3 separate regions of the Homo sapiens genome follow, and all the other regions are linked to region 1. Evidence: read pairs that join two places in POLR2A ChIA-PET (ENCODE). Cell type or tissue: OCI-LY7. All regions are shown on one strand. Each heading gives the region's core, and the rest is flanking DNA. Links, peaks and the distances in the headings are about the cores only.

Region 1 (5,794 bases), core at 556-5,555:
GAAAAATAAAATATGCTGCGGATTAGCGCCTGTGAGGCGCAGTATTATTTAGGGAGTTAGTGAAGGAAGGTCACTGGAATATCAGATGTTTGTAAGAGCGCTTTTCGTGGCTGCCGATCCTAAGGCCATGTCACTATCTCTCTGTCTCCATGTCTGCCTGACTGATCGTCGCTATCCTGGACTTAGTCTCTGTCCCTCTGTGTCCCTACGTTTCAGTCCTGATTCGCTGGTTGCCAAAGGCAGGGCGGTGGGGGCAGAGGCCAGGCCCCAGCTCTAGGTGCTAGCCGTTCCTCCTTACCCCGCCCCCTTTCTTAACGACCGGGCCTCTTCCGGAGGCCTGCGGCAGAGTCGCCTAAGCATTTGAATGGACCTCAGCCCTAGGACCCTGGCGCCCTCGGAAACCGGATCTGAGGTCCGGATCACTAACGTTCAGAGATGCAAGGGAAGCCGAGAAGTTGCCGAAAGGGCCTGAGAGCTGCTTCTCCTTCTCCCTGGGCAGCAAACCTCCAAGCCTGTGCGGGCCAATCTTTGCATCCTGGTAACCAGCGCTTTATTTAGCGCCTAATCGCTTTCCTGTCCTGCAGTAAGTGCTTTCCATGAATTATTTCATTCATTCCTTCCAGCAGCTCAACTTCCATTACCCCACTTTGGGGATCAACACTACCCTGGCCGCGGCTATTTCCGGTGGAGCTGGGGTTCGAACCTAGTCTGTCTGGCTCCAAACTACTCAGCGCGGGCCACACGTGCGTTGGTTTCCCCAGGCAGCGATAAGGGTACCATTTACACAGGAGAAAAATGAGGCCCGGAGAGAGTAAGTGACTAAATGGGCATCAATGTTATGTCAGGCACAGAGCTGAATGTTTTACCTTTAGCGCATTTCATTTTCCTGAGCCCTTTGAGAGGTGGAATTTGAGGGCCCATAGGAACCATGAAAAAGCCAGATAGAAGACTTGGTGGGTTGAAGCCTTGCAGCTCCAAATGGCAGAGTGGTGAACAGGCTTTGGTGGCAGGGCCAGGCTTATCTTCCACTTCTGCTTCTTCCCAGCTTCCAGACCCTTGGAGGAGTTCCCTAAACTCAGGCCCTCATTCTCCCCAAGGAATAAGGAGACTCATAGGTTGGCTTGGAGATAAAAGGAGATAACGTAGTTAAAGCCCTTTGGAGTGGGTGCATGGCACAGAGCAAGCTCTTAAAAGATGATCAGGCACACAAGGCTGGATGGAACCCGCCTTTCTAGACCCTGCTCAGCCTCTTCTTCCCTTCCTTCCTATCTGCAGAAGAGGGAGATGATCTTTCCAAAACTCCCTACTGTGAATAGTAAATGGCTTTTTTTTTTTTTTTTTTGTCTCCAGTGGAGACCGGGGCAGCAGCCTGAAAGGGAAGGCTTTTAATCCTGGCTTCATTTACCACGTGCCACTCCTTGGTGACAGTGCAGATCCTAGTGTGCAGGTAGCTCTGGCGGGCCTCACAGGCAAGGCGGAGGACCCAGGGCCGTTCCTCCTACCTGGGGTGACAGGAAGGAGGGTACAAGGCCCAGCAAGGCACATCAGTTGCTCCGTGCTCACCCTCCTCAGTTTCAGAGATTCTGGCCTCCTTGCTCAATGCCTGATTGGCAAGTTTCCCAGTTCTGGGCACTCAATCCCAATGCTTCAGCCCCAACACACACACACACACACACACACACACACACACACACACACACTGCAGTCCCCACCACTTCACCAGGGTAAGGCAGAGACTGGAGCTCCAGGAAAGGAAAGAAGGTTGAACAGATTCTGCGGTTTCCACGTGCTTGCACTGACCATACCTTTCGGTGAATCCTGGGGAGAACCCATGAAGTGTGTGGGATTATACCTTTTTTACAGAGCAGCAAGCAAAGTTCAGGAGGGTCAAGTGACTTGGGCAGGGTCACACAGCTTGGAATTGGTGAGGCGGGAACTGGCCCGGGGGACCTGTGGGACTTCAAAGCCTCCAGTTAATGTTTGCGACGCCTCTGCGCCCCCTCCCACTCCTAGGGTGGGGACTAGGCTGTGGGAAGAGGAGGGGAGAATCCCACAGGGGTGCGGGGAAGGGAGTATTAATTCTCTGGACAGTTTCCTATTAAGAAAACACCGACTCCGGCTGCCTCCTCCCGAGTGCCGCCGCTTGGCCTCCTGAAGGCGAGGCCTGTGTATTTGTAGTTTGATTCTGCCCGTCAAGGCTAATTTCTCCCTACAACTTAATGGACTCGGCTTGACGTGCGTAATGATTCCTAATCACGAACATTATTTTCGCTAGCGCGGAGACATGTTCCAGTTGTTGTGACAGATCGCATTTCAGCCATAATGACGGAAAATTACCATTTCTAATTCTCCGGTTTTTGACACCTAAATCCACAGACCATATGTGGCGGCGGGAACTCTGGGCCCGACGGTCCTCCTTCCCCGCCGCAGCGAAGCTGTGCTGTCGCCCAGGGCTTCCACCCCCGAGCCGCGCCCAAAAGGGGGGAGTGGGAGGGGCCCACGGGACGGACCCAACTTTAGCCTTTGAACCACTTCCTCCAACCTGAGGGCCCCCTACACCAAGGAGCAAAGACCAGAGCTTGGACGGGGCCTCAGAGACTGTTGCATCTTCCGTGACTTGTTTTATAGATGGAGACTGAGGGCAGAGGAGAGTGCAGCTTATCCAAGATCTCAAGGCTAGTAATTGGTGAGAAAATTCTGCACAGAACCATTCCCAGTGGTGAGACTGTTTTTGTCCTTCAGCCCGGGAAAGGCAGACCTGGCTCCCTCCTTTTATTTGCAAGCCTCAAAACCATCAAGACAGGCAAAGGTTTTTGTTTGTTTGTTTTTTGTTTTTTGTTTTGCGGGGGGGGTTTGGGGGGTGTTTCGGGGAAACATTGACAACGTGCCAGGAAATTTAGGCACAGAGAGGGTAAGTAATTTGCTCAAGATCACAGCGCTAATACGAGATGATGCAATTCACCTTCCTCTCACTTTCGGCACTCACACAAACCAGGCGTGACTAATTATGGCCACTTCTGGTGTGAGGAAACTGAGGTTAGTAGACGGAAAGCCGAAACTAAGACTCTCACATCCGTGTCCCCGCGTGTTACCCAATTTAGTAGGTCCAGGGGATACTGCGAACCCTACTATATACCAACATTTTGTAGGTTGTTTTGGGGGTCACTTCCTCTCCCCCATTCCTCCCTCCTCACCCTCTACCCACTTGAAGCTAGACTCCGGGCGAAGCTCTTGAGATACAGAAGTAGAGACGTAACCCCGTCTACCAGGGCCTCACTGTTTAACTTGAAGTTCTAATATAGATCAATGCATTTTTTTCTTGGGGAGTAGGGAGATCCACGCGGGGGCCAGTGGAGTTAGCTCACAATTTACTAACCCTGCTTTTAGGAATACATCACAGAAACCTCAGATACCGCCTCTGTAAATAGGGTTAAAGATGCCCCACTCCAAAAATGGTTGCAAGCTCAACACGGCTCCTTTCCAGACACTCGAAGGGCGCGGACCTTCGCTGAGACGCCACCCACGCAAGTGGAGGAAGCACTTGCGCCACTGCTGAGCGGTTGGAAGGGGAACACTGCAGGTACGCCCCAGTCAGGCAAGGAGGCAGGACCAAAGCCCTGAGCTCTCCGGAGGCTGGCGGGGAATCCCCAGAGGCTATCTGTAGTCCCGGCTGACCCCTGAGCGGGTGAGGGGGCGGGGGGCGGGATGTGGGAGTGATGGGGGGCGTTGAGCGCTGAGAGGATGTTGTGGGCGAGCCGCAGGCCCTCCCTGCGTAGCCCACCCTGAATTTGCGGGCGCAGCTCGAGTCTCAGAGCACTTCTCCTTGTGTAAAAGCAGCGATGACCCACGAGTGTCAACGAGACCAGGTGCCCATTAGGGAAACAGAGATGGAGAAGAAATCACGCGCCAAGGTCTGAAATTCGGCGTGGCTCTCACTCGACATCTCCCCATTCTCGCCACCCGTGCACCCGCCTGCAGCGGCGCACCGGGCTCGGTGCTGCACCTGCCTCCTGGCGCCTGCGCCACTGCCCCCGCGCGGGTCCCACCGCGCAGGACGCCCCTTCCTGCTTCCGACGTCTGCTGTGGATCACACGCGGTCGCTGCCAAAGCCTCCATTTCGGTTCTGACCCAGTGACTTTGGGGACGCCCAGGGAGGAGATGTGGAGAGGATGTGGCCAAGGTGAACCAGCCAGTGTAAGTGCTAATGCTTCTGGCTTCTCGGTAACACCTACCCTGCCCCACCACCCAAATCGGGCCTTGATCAAAAAAGAAGCGTCTTGACAATACATTTTTAGACATAAATAAGTTGAAGGTGCCCACGGAGGGAGGTTGAAAACATTTGATTATCAGGACAGAGTAGAAGCCTGTTTGGCTCATCCTTTTGGCCAGCTCTAAAGCAGCAGTGGACACTTCTTTGCGATTTTGCAAGGATGTTTGTGAATGTACTTTGTAACTCCTAGAAAATAGGCAAAAAACCGTGAGTGGATGTAGTCGCACCGCTGGCACCTGTAAGAACGCGCCCTAAAGCTGTGGAACTGCTATTCAGGTTCCAGGCACACGTCTCAAGCCTCAAACCTCCAAGAGTTGCCTTAGCTGCTCATTTTACTGGTAAGAAGACGGAGGTCAAGCCTGAAGATAGTGGCTCTGCTGTTTTCTTAGGCTGCTTGAAGCTTTAGATAAGCAGGAAAATTCCATCAAAGAAATCCCTGTATGTAAATTGGGAGAAAAAGATATGATGAATATTAATGCAGAGGCCTCTGAACAAATGGAACCTCCATTTTCACATCCAGCACAGGATCATTTGCAGCCAGACAACCTGAGAGTCAACCCCAACTCTACCTTTTACTAATTGCATGATATTGGGCCTCAGTTTGCTCATCTGTAAATTGGGTGCAGTGATAGAATCTATCCCACAGGGTTTTGCTGAGCATTAAATGAGTTTAAACTTGTAGATGGCTTAGAATAATGCCTGGCATGTAGCAAGTACGCAGTTACTGGCGCCTGGTGTATATAGTAAGTACTCGATATACATTAACTATTTTTCAAAGACACCACAGCTCACCTGGGAAGGAATCTCAGGTATTTGCCTGAGATTCAAGCAAACAAATATGGAAGCTACCAAAGGCTCATGAAGCCTGAAGGATCCTTGCAGAGAGATGTTCTAAATGTTGCCTAGAAAGGCAGTTTGGAGGGAGGCCTCTCCAGTCAGAGGTCTGGATGCTAAGTTTAGCTCTGCCACATATTAGCCAGGTAATTTTGAAGTAATAAACAATCTCTTTGTGCCTCCATTTCTTCTTGTGTAAAATGAGGGGCTGTTGTGAAGATTAAATAAATACATGTAAAGCATTTAAAGCCAGACCTGGCAGAAAGGGTGCTTTATGTTTGCTTTAAAAATATATATGTACAACATTTTTCTCTATGCCTGACATTCAGTAAGAGCTCACTATTGTCAGCTCTTATTCCTTCTTGGTATGTAAGCGGCCTTTACAGACATTACCAGTGTAGGGAAAGATGAGGTAGTTAGTAAATGTTCTGGTAATTGTGTGTGATTGCTCAGAGACAAGGACTTTAGGGATATAATCTGAGTTCAAGACTGACAAAACCACTCACTAGCTGGGTGGCCTTGCATCAGTCACAGCCTGGCGGAGCTGGCTGCCACCTGTTCAAGGAAGATAACAATTTCCACTTAGCAGAGGAGGCTCCAGAATTTCCCTATAGGAAGAGATTGGGGGTCTGGGGGATGGTTGGAAGCTTGTCTTCAAACTGTTCTGGCAGAGAAAACAGGCTCTTGACT
Region 2 (5,794 bases), core at 328-5,327, 560 kb after region 1:
GACAACCATTTAGGAGTTCCTCATTCTTTTTGGCCTAAACCTGTTTGTACTATATCTTATTTTCTCACTCGCAAACTCTTGTCTCCATAGGCTATCTTTGATCTTACCTTCAGACAGACTCTTAAAAATTTAATACATGTTCTGATTCTGCCTCTTGGCTCTTCACATAGGATTTCTCTTAGTAGGCAATCGTCCTCCTCTCCCTACCATCTCCCAAAGGCCAAATGTCTTCCGTTATCTATAATAAGAACCTACAGAGGCCGGGCATCGTGGCTTATACTTGTAATCCCAGCAGTTCGGGAGGCCAGGGTGGGTGGATCACTTGAGGTCAGGAGTTCGAGACCAGCCTGGCCAACATGGCAAAACCCTGTCTCTACTAAAAATACAAAAAAATTAGCCAGGTGTGGTGGTGCACACCTGTGATCCCACCTACTTGGGAGGCTGAGGCATGAGAATTGCTTAAACCTGGGAGGCAGAGGTTGTAGTGAGCTGAGATCGTGCCACTGCACTCCAGCCTGGGCGACAGAGTGAGACTCTGCCTCAAAAAAAAAAAAAAAAAAAAAAAGAACCTAAAGCTTTGATTTTCAGCTCAGCTCTTTTTTTCCACACCTTAGCTAGTTCCTGGTGACAACTGTTCCACTGTCCTCTGTAGCATGGAGGAAGGATTTGAACACTGACAGAATTTTTCTAGACTGATTCTTGAAGCTCCCTTGAAAACAATTCTGAGGGTCCCTTAAATCTTTGTTAACAGCTCACAGCAATTCTTCCTTCCATCTCAGTTGTGATTCTCCCTCTGCCTCAAGCTGTCTTTTACTGGGAGAATTTTTACTTTAAAAAACCTATACTTATATTTCAAAGGCCAAATACAGTTTTTTTACTGACTGAAATCTCTACTATGTCTACTTTTGGCTCTTTAAATATGGTAAATATCTTGCTTCCAGAATCTGTGGAATTTTTGTCTCTTGAGACATGTGAAATTGAACTGGACTTGGTCTTCAAAAAGATGATTGTTGTGTTGGTAAGAGGATGGAAGGGATGACCTGGAAGGTCTACTCCAGCTCTGATTCTGATGATGTGATTCTAACCAGATGGGGCCAATGGCATATTAGACGTCTATTGATGCTACCTCTGTGCTTTTCATCCTGGGTTTATTCTTCTGGTAACTGTATATTTTTCTTGGCCAGCCTCTCCATTTGTGATGCACAGCATGTGCGTCACAAAAGCTCTTTATGTCCCACATGGAGGAGGCTGCAAGGATCTTGTGAAGGAACTGAGCAAATCAGATGTCTGCATCTACATTTTCGTTTTCTTATGGAAACCCTGCGATCCTTCACAGATTGCGGCTTTTAGTGTATATTATTTATTTGAATATGGCCAAAGACATGACTTCTTAATGTTATGGTGTCATGTCTGTGTCTGAATAAAAATAATAAACCATAACACAATATCACACCATGTATGATTTTTCCTTAATAAGAGCACAAGGTAGTTATTAAACAGTAATTTAAAGACAGTTGGACAGTCATTAGATAAATATAACTTGTTTGGAGACCAGATCTTTTATGACTTAAGCAATTATATTTTAGGCATTACATATTCTTGGAAAAATGTGTACTTCTATATAGTTTTTTTTTTAATTCATCTGCTCATGCTACATGGGGAAAAAAGTGAAAAAGAAGATGAAATCTATTGGTGATATTAGCTGAGGGATTTTTTGTAGCATATTGTGTAGGTCATAACTACATATCATTGTGTTTCATCATGGACCCAGCCATAAACAGAAAATGAAGGCTGGCTCTAGAGGTGAAAGCATTTGTGCTTAGAGAGAACTGTGCCAGTTATTATGGGACATTGCTTACGGTAAGAAAAATCTTATCTCTCCTATTTATTTTCCACGTTGAAAAGCAACCCATGGCACTCACTTGTCTGGCCATCTTCTTGTGCTAGAACTTCCTGCCTCACCATTTAATATAGGATAAAATTAAAATTTCTTACACGAACACATCATGTTTTCCTTCATTTTACCTCAATTTTTTTTTCTAGTCTCATTATATCTTGATATTTCTCCCTAAATAGTAAGCTAAGAAACCTAAAACTGTTTGCCATTCCAAAACACTTTCTAGCACTGGTCTACCTTTTTTTTTTTTTCTTTGGTTTCTTACCCCAGTCATCTGCTTTTAGGCAACTCCTATTCATTCTTTGAAACATAACCTAAATGCCCTTCTGTTTCATTCAAAGCATTCATCAGACATCTTGTATGTGCTGGATGCTAGGGGTGTCCTTGCCCTCATAGAGCTAGTTTAATCAGGTAGAAAATACAGGAGACGTAATAAGCAACTGCAGCACAGCATGCACTTTATGATGAGTTATCTATGCTGCTCTGAGATGGCATGAATGTAACATGGTTTTATAAAATTCTTTCTTGATTTAGTTTTGAAGTCCCCGCTGGAGGCTGGTCAGTTTCTTTTCTTGAACAGCTAATTAACTCCATACCCCCAACCACTTCCTTATCAGGCTTTCACATGCCTGAACACTATCCACCAGCCTAATCGCCCCAGGGCCAGGTACCAGACAATCAGGGATGACCCCATGCCTCAGAGCCTACTGAAGGTATTCAGACTCGCTAATTCTGAGCCCGTGTACTCTGTATTCCCTGTTTCTTCCCATGGAAACCACCATAAAGATACTTGCCCATGATTTTCCTTTCTCCCTCTGCTTTGACCCTGAGTGGCATGTAGTACTCTTACCCAAATCCTGTAATGTACACAGGAAGAGTAGTCAAGAGATCACAACCTTCTTTTTAAACTTATCATCACTGGCCTGAATCCTTGATTCATTTTTCTTGTGTTGTCTGCCATATTACAAACTCCTTTGGGCAGAGACTTTATTATTTATCTTTATGCTCTGGGACCTCACAGAGCCTGGCATACAGTACATGTTCAATAAATATCAAATAGTAATAAGGTAATAGAATAAGCGAATAAATGAATACCACGAAATGGCACTATTTTTTTGGTCTTGTCTTTTTGAGAGTTGCCTTTTATCCAATTCTGCACCATGTTGATTGTCTCAAATACATGAAATTTAATATAATACACTCTTTTTTTCAAGTTTAAATCATTTCCACAAGACCAGTAATTACTTTGTAAGAATAATGCCCAAATATTCTGACCTTTCCTCTCTATTCTGAAAGTGAAAATTATCAGTGAATGAATTAAGAATTCATTGCATGCTTTTCTCTTAAATGAATGAGATTTCTAGCAGATGTTTGAACTGTTAACAGTTTTTGCCACGACCCTATCAAACCTGACTGCAAGAAGCCTCTGAGAAATTTCTCACCCATTTCTTTTCTCTGGCTGGGGGTTGCAGTATGCTCTCACAGTTTTTCACTTCACTGTGGCTTGTATCTTTCCAACATAATTTTATGTCCAACAATGACATGAACTTCCTTGGAAGTACTGATGTCTATTGCTGGATGTCTGAAGCAGCAGTGGTTCACTTCTATCAGGATAACTTTCATCAGCAGGCAGATTAAAATAACACTTTTAAAATGTTTTTTTTTTTCTATATATAAAACTTAAGCAATTCTCCACACTTTGAGGGAGGATGAACTGTTCTCAAAATGCTGTTAGTCAGAAGCTGAATAAGACCCCATACTGGCATCAGGAAAATATTTAAATGATTCCCTTCTAGTTATTTTAGCAATAATGGAATTCAGCTCAGGAAGTTTATGTTAAATGTAATCTCACTGGAGTTTTCAGTGAGCTTTTCACCTTGCCTGATGGATGATAAAGAGTCAAGGCCTCTTTCAGCGGAACTGTACTCTTTTTTTATTACCCTCTCTCCTATTCTGACTAAAGAGCACATTTGATATAAATGGAGAGTTTCATTTAAACAGATCACAATCCAATTTGAATTCTTCTTATCAGATTGGACTACTCAAAAATGGTGCAGCAAGAGATTCAAACCTTGCTTGCTCACAAGGTTAATATTTACAAATATTGACTTCTGTTGAGCCCTTTGGAACTTAAAAAATAGTCTCTTGATTTCTCAGTGATAACACAGGAGGGATTTTTGTTTTGTTTTTTTAGTTGGGCAGTGCACAATTTTATATTTTTACTCTGAAAGCTGGTTTGCAAGGAGGTGCATAAATATTATTTATCAAATTACTAGCATTTTTTGCAATGCAACTTATGTTTTTATAATGACACCAGATTAAGAAGAGTGAAAGAATTGAGCTGCAAATCTAAGCTTTGCACTCCCAATCTTATGTTGGAATAATAAATTCAGTTCAGCCATAACTTACTGAATATGTCTAATATTTCTGAAAATGTCTGAGATATTACTGGATAGGTCATAGAAGAAATATGGAGAAATGGAAACTAGAATGATCTGTGTGATTCTAGGTAAGTCTTATAATCTTGCTGTTCCTTCTTTTTTCTCTGTCAGATTCAGAGAACAATTTCTGCCTTGTTAGTTCTATAAAGTTAAAGTAAAGCTCACATATGACAGTGAATGTGGAAGTGACATGCAATTTGGAAAATAAATCAGGCTTATTCACTCTGAAGTTGAGAGAGACTTGGAAGCAGGATCTGACTCAAAGTAATATTTGTACTCAAACTGACTAGTCAACAATAAGGTATCTTTCATTTGATAATCAGCCTCAGGGAATGTGCAAATCCATACCATTGCTTGGACCTTTTCTCTTCCATTTCCTATTTAATAAATTTCCATCTTGGGTCACATTATTTTGGGAAAGTTAACTAATCAAGTAAACTTATTTAAGGTGAAGTGTTAATGCATGGTAGTGATTGAATGCTATGTATTTTCATCTGTACACAGGGATGGCAAAGCTTCAGAAAAGCTACACACACACACACACACACACACACACACACACATCCATAGATGTCCATACATATACACATATTTAATTTAATTCATAGATATTGAAAAATAAAATTCTTATATTAAAATCAATATGGACAAATTTTAAATTATGTCAATAATTTAAAAAACAAATTCACATGAAATTTTAAGATTTAAAAAAAAACTTTAAATGAATTGCATGCTTTTTGTAGGATGCTATGGTTGTGTTTCCACAACTTCCAAGGGCACAAGTAACTTTTTTCTGTCATTAGACTTCAAGGAAAATGTTTTACAAATACTGGCTTAAGAATTGACTCCTTAAAAATAATCTATTTATAGAGAGGGAATCCTAGAAGCCTCATCTTCATAAGTGATGACTCATACAAAGTTTAGTGGCAAGACGCAGGTATTTTAGAATATGCATACAACTTATAGAGAAACAGAGATGCAGAAACAGACAGTGAGAACTCAAAAGAGAAATGGAGAGGGGAGCTAGGAGAGAGAACTTTCAGATCCATTCAAACCATATTAATCTGGAAAATCATTTGACTATTTTTTTTTGTTTTTTTTTTGTGTGTGTTTTTGCCCAGACTTTCTAGAATGAAATTAACCAAGACTGAGCTCTTTCCAGAGTAGATTTCATCATTTTTGTATAGGAGAGGCTTGGTGGGATAAATCTGTTGAAACGGGTGCTTTAAGCTGAGGGTACATGCTGTGAATATATGTCTACTGTTCACAAAATGAAATGGAGAGATGGCAGGATGAAGGGGAAGGGAGATGATGATGGGGATATTTAAAGTCTTTTAGCGCTTTGTCTCTCTTTGGGCTATTTTGAAGCTCTTGTATATTTTGACACTTTGGATATCTCTGGAAGGTAGAATGGTGAGTCGGGGGATGCAGACCTCGCTTGCTCACAAAAACCACC
Region 3 (5,794 bases), core at 201-5,200, 56 kb after region 1:
ACAAATCTTAGTCTGTGACATTTTGGTTTTCATATTCATAGGGCTTTAAGAACATTTTAGTCATTAGTCTAAGTGTTGAAAGTGTGTGTCTGTGGTAATGATGGTGATAAAACATTAGCGCTCATTAATGCTAATGGAAGTTCCTCATGGAAATCCTCTGCGCAGTGGCAGATGGAACAACCTATGTTTAAATAATGGAAAGATTGTAATACAAACCCACCAAAATTTAGAAAACTGTGCTGGTTAATCAAATGTCTTTTTCTTTTCAGTTGCATAGTTAAATGGTATGACTAACTTTCTCTGATTTTAGTATTTTATGTTGGCTTATAAATTTATATCTTTATAATCTTTTTTTGAAATGAGATCATTTTTCAGTTTCTAATCTTTTATTTTCTTTTGATTTGCAAATCATTCAAAAAGTGCTAATTGAAACTGGAGAAAACTGCATAATTATATGAGGGGAATAGTTTAAAATGTTCAACTAAAAAGCATAGTTTGGCTTTTGTAAGCTTACTCATCAGTTGCATTGAGAAGGGAGAATAGCTTATCTCATAAATTTTTGTATCAACCAAATATTTTATAAAATGCACAAAAGGATTTTTAAAGATTGCCTTTTAGAATGCTTTTACAATGCTTGTATGGGGAAGATGATTAGTTACAGTATTTTGTGAAGGCTTGGAAGTATACATAGTTTGTTTAAATGGAAATACTTTGAACAGGTTTGAAAGCATTGTAATATTTAGTGATATACATGGTATGTATCCTACGTTTGTTCTGAATAGGGCTATCAAATGCGTTTCTATTTTGTGGGTTAAATTTGAAAACGTAATTTTTTGACTATGTTTGCCATATCCGATAGTAGCTGACAATCACATTATAAAAAGATTCATTAATTTGAGCTGAAATTATGGGTGCATTTTTGTAGTTTGCTATTATTCCATGAGTTTTAGAAGCCATAGAGTTTAGAACCTACGACAGAATTCATATGTATGATTGGATGGTTGAGTATATAAAGCTTCAGTTTTTATTTTTAAAGTATATTTCTTGCTCCATGGACATGTGCTTCATTCTGTTCTCTAAGAAAAACATTTTTCTAAGGCTTAAGTTTACAAATTAAAGCTTACTTTATTTTCTTTTGTTTTGAAGGTGATTGTAAATATGGTTCCATGGAAATGGAGTAAAAAGATAAAACTAGATTCCCCACTATAATTTCTTTTGACGTTGTTTTCGCAATTCCAAATATCATGTGAGCCTGCACATAAAGGCAAATTGGGCTCAGAGTTTCTTATTGTGACTTAGTATTCTGTGATACTGTGTCACTTGTTGTATTGTTACTTAATTTTTTTGGTATTCTTATTTTTATATTCATTTTTTATATTCTAGGAAACTTGAATGTTACCCTTCAAATTTGGGATATAGGAGGGCAGACAATAGGAGGCAAAATGTTGGATAAATATATCTATGGAGCACAGGTATGATATGAATTCTGATTATTCCAGTATTGAAAGTATACCACTTACAAGCACACATGCAAATCTACTCCCAAATGCACACACACACACATTCTTTCTAACTTTTTATCTGATACGTAGAGAGAATAATTTTATATTTGTGCTAGTTCTTTGGTTTCATGCTCTCCTAATTATGTTTGGAGTGATTTGGGTGAGGGAACAGGAAAACTCTGAACAGCTTTCGTATGTTATTTACATTACTAGGTGTTATTGTTAGCAGTTCAATAAATGCAGTGATAAATGATATTTTGATATGTATTAGCTGGTTTTGTTATAGTGACTGCTTTCAAATAAACTGAATGAAAAACACAGGGATGAAAATTTAACTTCATTTTAAGTTACAAGGACTGAAAGTATATCTATATGTCTATGTTTTTGTGCAATGAATATTGATAGCTTTTCAGATTTAATAGACATGTCTGTATTTTCTATCAGATAACTAAATATGACAGTGTATATGTGAAACACATACAATAATTTACTATGATAATGCTGTATTTTCAGAAGAAAATCCATGTAGAGCAAGAAAAATGAAAATGAAAAATGACCTGAATAATTACATAAATTTCGCAACATGAGCTTATATTCTCCATGAGCTTATACTGATATAATTTATAAGATTTTAAATAAAGTTATTATACAAATAGAAAATATGCAGGGTAGTAATATACTTTAAAAGTTAATCATTTCTCTCTGAGCATGTTCAGTGAAGAATTGTCTTTTTAATATTTGGCAGATTGCTTTTGATTAAATGACAGACTTTAGAAATGCAGTAATACCATTGAAAGTAATCATCTGATGAAGTAGAGAATATGGTATATAGCCGAATATTAAGTAGGTTGTGCTTACTGAGCTCTGTATGTAATACTTGATGTGCTATTTCTTTATTTTTGCTTTTTTTCTCTACTTTTAATTAGTGTGTATCTTCTACATCATCTGGAGACTTAGGGGTAATAGTAAAAATTTCTAGTTCTTTATTGGAGTTTGGTATTTTAAGTGAGACAAATACAACTTGGTTATGTGGAAACATGTTGCTCATAATAAATGATTCTATAGGATGGAGATATAGTATATTAAGCACTCTGCTGTACAAAGTTTGGTTCATGTCAAATACCGTTGCCTTGATTTTGGATGAAAAATAGATTCTGATTTATTTTGTAAAATATTCGGAGAAGGACAGTATGGCTATAGAGGCTAATATGGTTCTGAATCACTTATAAAGGCCCCAGAGTTTTGATTTTTTGCATTGCTGATGCAGAGATTTGGCTCTTAAAGCTCTTATCTTTTATACATTGTTCTTAGTCTCCTGCAAAATTTTTCTGTTCACATTTATAGCATTTTCTTCTGTGGTTAAGTGACTTGATATTTTATGCATGTTCATTTTTCTCTTAAAAAGTACATCTCAGAATTTTGTGTATGGCTTTTTTGTTTTATTTATTTATTTATTCATTTTCTGTTTTAAACTGATTAAAGTGGATACTAAGCTAGAGACAACTTGCTGGACAGAGATTTGTGGGAAGCCACAGTTCTTGTTTCATTCATGTGGTTGATAACATGGGAAAATAACACTCTTCTCTTTGTTCCATAAAATCTGTCTTCAAGGCTACATATATGATTTTAAGAAAATGAAGATTAGATCTAACTTCTAATGAAATTTGACTCTTGGTGTCAAATAGAATAGTCTTTTATGATTTATAGGTGTAACCAGAGTTAGTGGAGAACAGGAGGACTTTATGCATTTCAGGGTAAATAATAATATATAATTCAATTAATACATTTTTCTTCACTTAAAAATTAGGGGAGTATTATGCCCATGTGTTGAATTCTGTTAATTCTATCTTCAAGTCATTTAAAAATTTATTATCTAATTTATTTAAATTATTTAAAATTTATTACTATTATATAAAAATTAATATTGATGTGAAATTTGTGTATTATAAAGTTAACCATTCTGAAGTGTATAATCAGCTAGGCGCAGTGGCTCATGCCTGTAATCTCAGCTAACTGAGAGGCACAGGTGGGAGGATCACTTGAGCCCAGGATTTTGAGGTTGCAGTGAGCTATGATCACACTACTGCACTTCAGTCCAGATGGCAAGTGACACTCCATCTCTAAAAAACAAAATAAATAAAAAATAAAGTATATAATCGGTGTCATTTAGTACACTCACAATATTTTGTGACCATTTCCTTAAGTCAGTTTTTGACAGTATATATTTTATGTTATTACAAAGCTGCCTACAGTAAGCAGACATTAATGAGAACATTTGTAGAAATTTCAAGAATTTCCATCTTTTTTGAAAGTCCGTAAGTTTAGTAAAATGTCTTCATTATTTTTTAAGGTACTTTTTTTCTTGGGAGAAAGTGAATGTTATAGTTCTTAGAACTTGTATAAAGTTTCTGTCTTGAAGGTACATATCGACTTCTTTCTCTTTTGGTGGTGCATTTTATCGTTTACACTTAATGATTGCTATGACTCTTATAAGGATGTACTGTGTTTTTATTAAACAATAATTTAGTACAGTATTTCTGAGAAATTCATGGATCTTTCTATGAAATTGTCTGACAAAACTGGGAATTCTGAGATGATGAAATGAATTGTCAAAAATAGATGATAGGTCATGGTGGCAGGCACCTGTAGTCCCGGCTACTTGAGAGACTGATATGGGAGGATCACGTGAGTCCAGGAGTTTGGGGCTGGAGTGAGCTATGATCATGCCACTTTACTCCAGCCTGGGCGAAAGAGTGAGACTCAGTTTATAAAGAAGAAAAAAAAAGGATGATAATATAATAACTTTTTTCTGCTTTCCAGAGATTCCAAATAAATGCTATGTTAAGTACATAAAGTACATTGACCAGTGGTCTATTTTGTTAAACTATTTTTAAATTCTATATCCAGGCTAGAGAAGCTGTGACTCATTATTTACTACTATAAATTGGAGAAAATGTTACTTTTCAAAACCAGTGCTTTCAAAAACATCCTAATAGCATTTTAATAAGCTCAATATCTTTATATAATCATATAATTATTCTTCAAAGTAGATCTGTATTGCTTCTGGAGTTATAGATGCTTTATATTACCTATCTCATGAATACTTTGGATTTTGATATACTACAGGACAGAAATCTTCAGAGATGTTGAGACAAGCTTTTTCAGGATATCAGTTTAATGTGTTATTTAGGGTTTTGTTTTAGGTTCTCTAACTTCTGTATTGTGTATAGAAAGAATTATACATGTCTGGGTCATTAAACTAGTCAATCTGTTTCTTTAAAGCATTTCTTAACATCTGCGTAGAAGCTTATATGTAGGCTGGGAGTTAACTTGGATCCAAATAAAACTGATTATTTTACCCTCTTCAGTCCCTTTGCCCCCAGCAACATTAAATGTTAGCAATAGCCTGTTGAAAGTGTTGATGAAAACTAAATTGAATTGACACCCCAAAAAGAATTAGTGAGGTATTTTGACAAGAACTAGTTCTAAGAATTGAAATATGTCCCAGTTAAATTCCCAGATTTTAAATTAACTTAAAAATTTCTAGGAGTCTTTAGAAAGATGTTATAGGGGATTTTTCATAGTGGTTAGGAGCAAACACACAGTACATAGTGTTTAGTGCCCTGTAACCTGTGGCTAACAGAGGCTAATAACAAACCTCAGAGAAGGACTGGATGTTTCATTTTTGTAGCTCTTTCTGTCCTGGAATCTAAGTGGTTTGCAAACACTGACCCACTGAGCATAAACTCAATGAAGTGTAGTCACTTGTGAGGTAGAACATAACTACTATTGTGTGCCAGTGGCCCCACACAGATGAGCCTACTTTTTAAGTACCAATGAAAGGATTTGGTGCCTACATGACAGCTATGGAGAGAGTGCATCTCAAAACTGGACTCTCCAAGACCTTCTGCTCTCTTTTACTGTAAGTTTTTTAGTTGGATATTTGCCAACTTATAACTGATTATGTTTGTAGACTTTCTTTGTGTTAGTGTTTCTTACGGGTTATACTTATAAAGCAAGATCTATGTTGTTATGGCTATTATATAATCTGTATGATTTAATTCATTTCTATATGTAACTAAATAACTAAAGCAGATTATTTGTCTTGCGTATTAGAGAGAAAACAAATAACCTGCATTTTGGGAATGGGAGAACCTTTCATTTTTTGAGAAGGTTAAATAGTGTGTGTACTGTGTTTATTTAGTACGTGTTACACTGACGAACTATTATCTATGCAATGCTTTACAAGACTGTTACTTGGTAGGCACCAGTGTTTGTTCTTTCAAAACTTC

Evidence for each region. Peaks named below come from ENCODE experiments on the same cell type or tissue, not always from the same donor. Only the 100,000 strongest peaks of a DNase experiment are listed, where the experiment ranks them.
Region 2: POLR2A ChIA-PET joins it to region 1 with 11 read pairs; 2 of 35 experiments call an interaction of 5 or more read pairs at or near these places.
Region 3: POLR2A ChIA-PET joins it to region 1 with 11 read pairs; 6 of 35 experiments call an interaction of 5 or more read pairs at or near these places.

The regions. Positions count from the first base shown.
Region 1 is chr4:13,525,937-13,531,730 of GRCh38, reverse strand. LINC01097 (long intergenic non-protein coding RNA 1097) reads left to right here and starts at 314. Exons shown (of 4, transcript NR_034054.1): 1 at 314-583; 2 at 2,629-2,809; 3 at 3,485-3,580; 4 at 3,838-5,412. RefSeq lists an enhancer at 3,355-3,434. In OCI-LY7, for the core only: no CTCF peak of the experiment used is centred there; a DNase peak (open chromatin) is centred at 3,000; H3K4me3 peaks cover 839 bases.
Region 2 is chr4:12,962,288-12,968,081 of GRCh38, reverse strand. LOC105374493 (a long non-coding RNA gene) reads left to right here. Exons shown (of 3, transcript XR_007058047.1): 1 at 1-4,406. Among named protein-coding and RNA genes, the nearest start is that of RAB28, 520 kb to the left of the region's middle. In OCI-LY7, for the core only: no CTCF peak of the experiment used is centred there; no DNase peak of the experiment used is centred there.
Region 3 is chr4:13,469,996-13,475,789 of GRCh38, reverse strand. RAB28 (RAB28, member RAS oncogene family) reads left to right here. Exons shown (of 7, transcript NM_001017979.3): 3 at 1,384-1,472. Among named protein-coding and RNA genes, the nearest start is that of RAB28, 11 kb to the left of the region's middle. In OCI-LY7, for the core only: no CTCF peak of the experiment used is centred there; no DNase peak of the experiment used is centred there.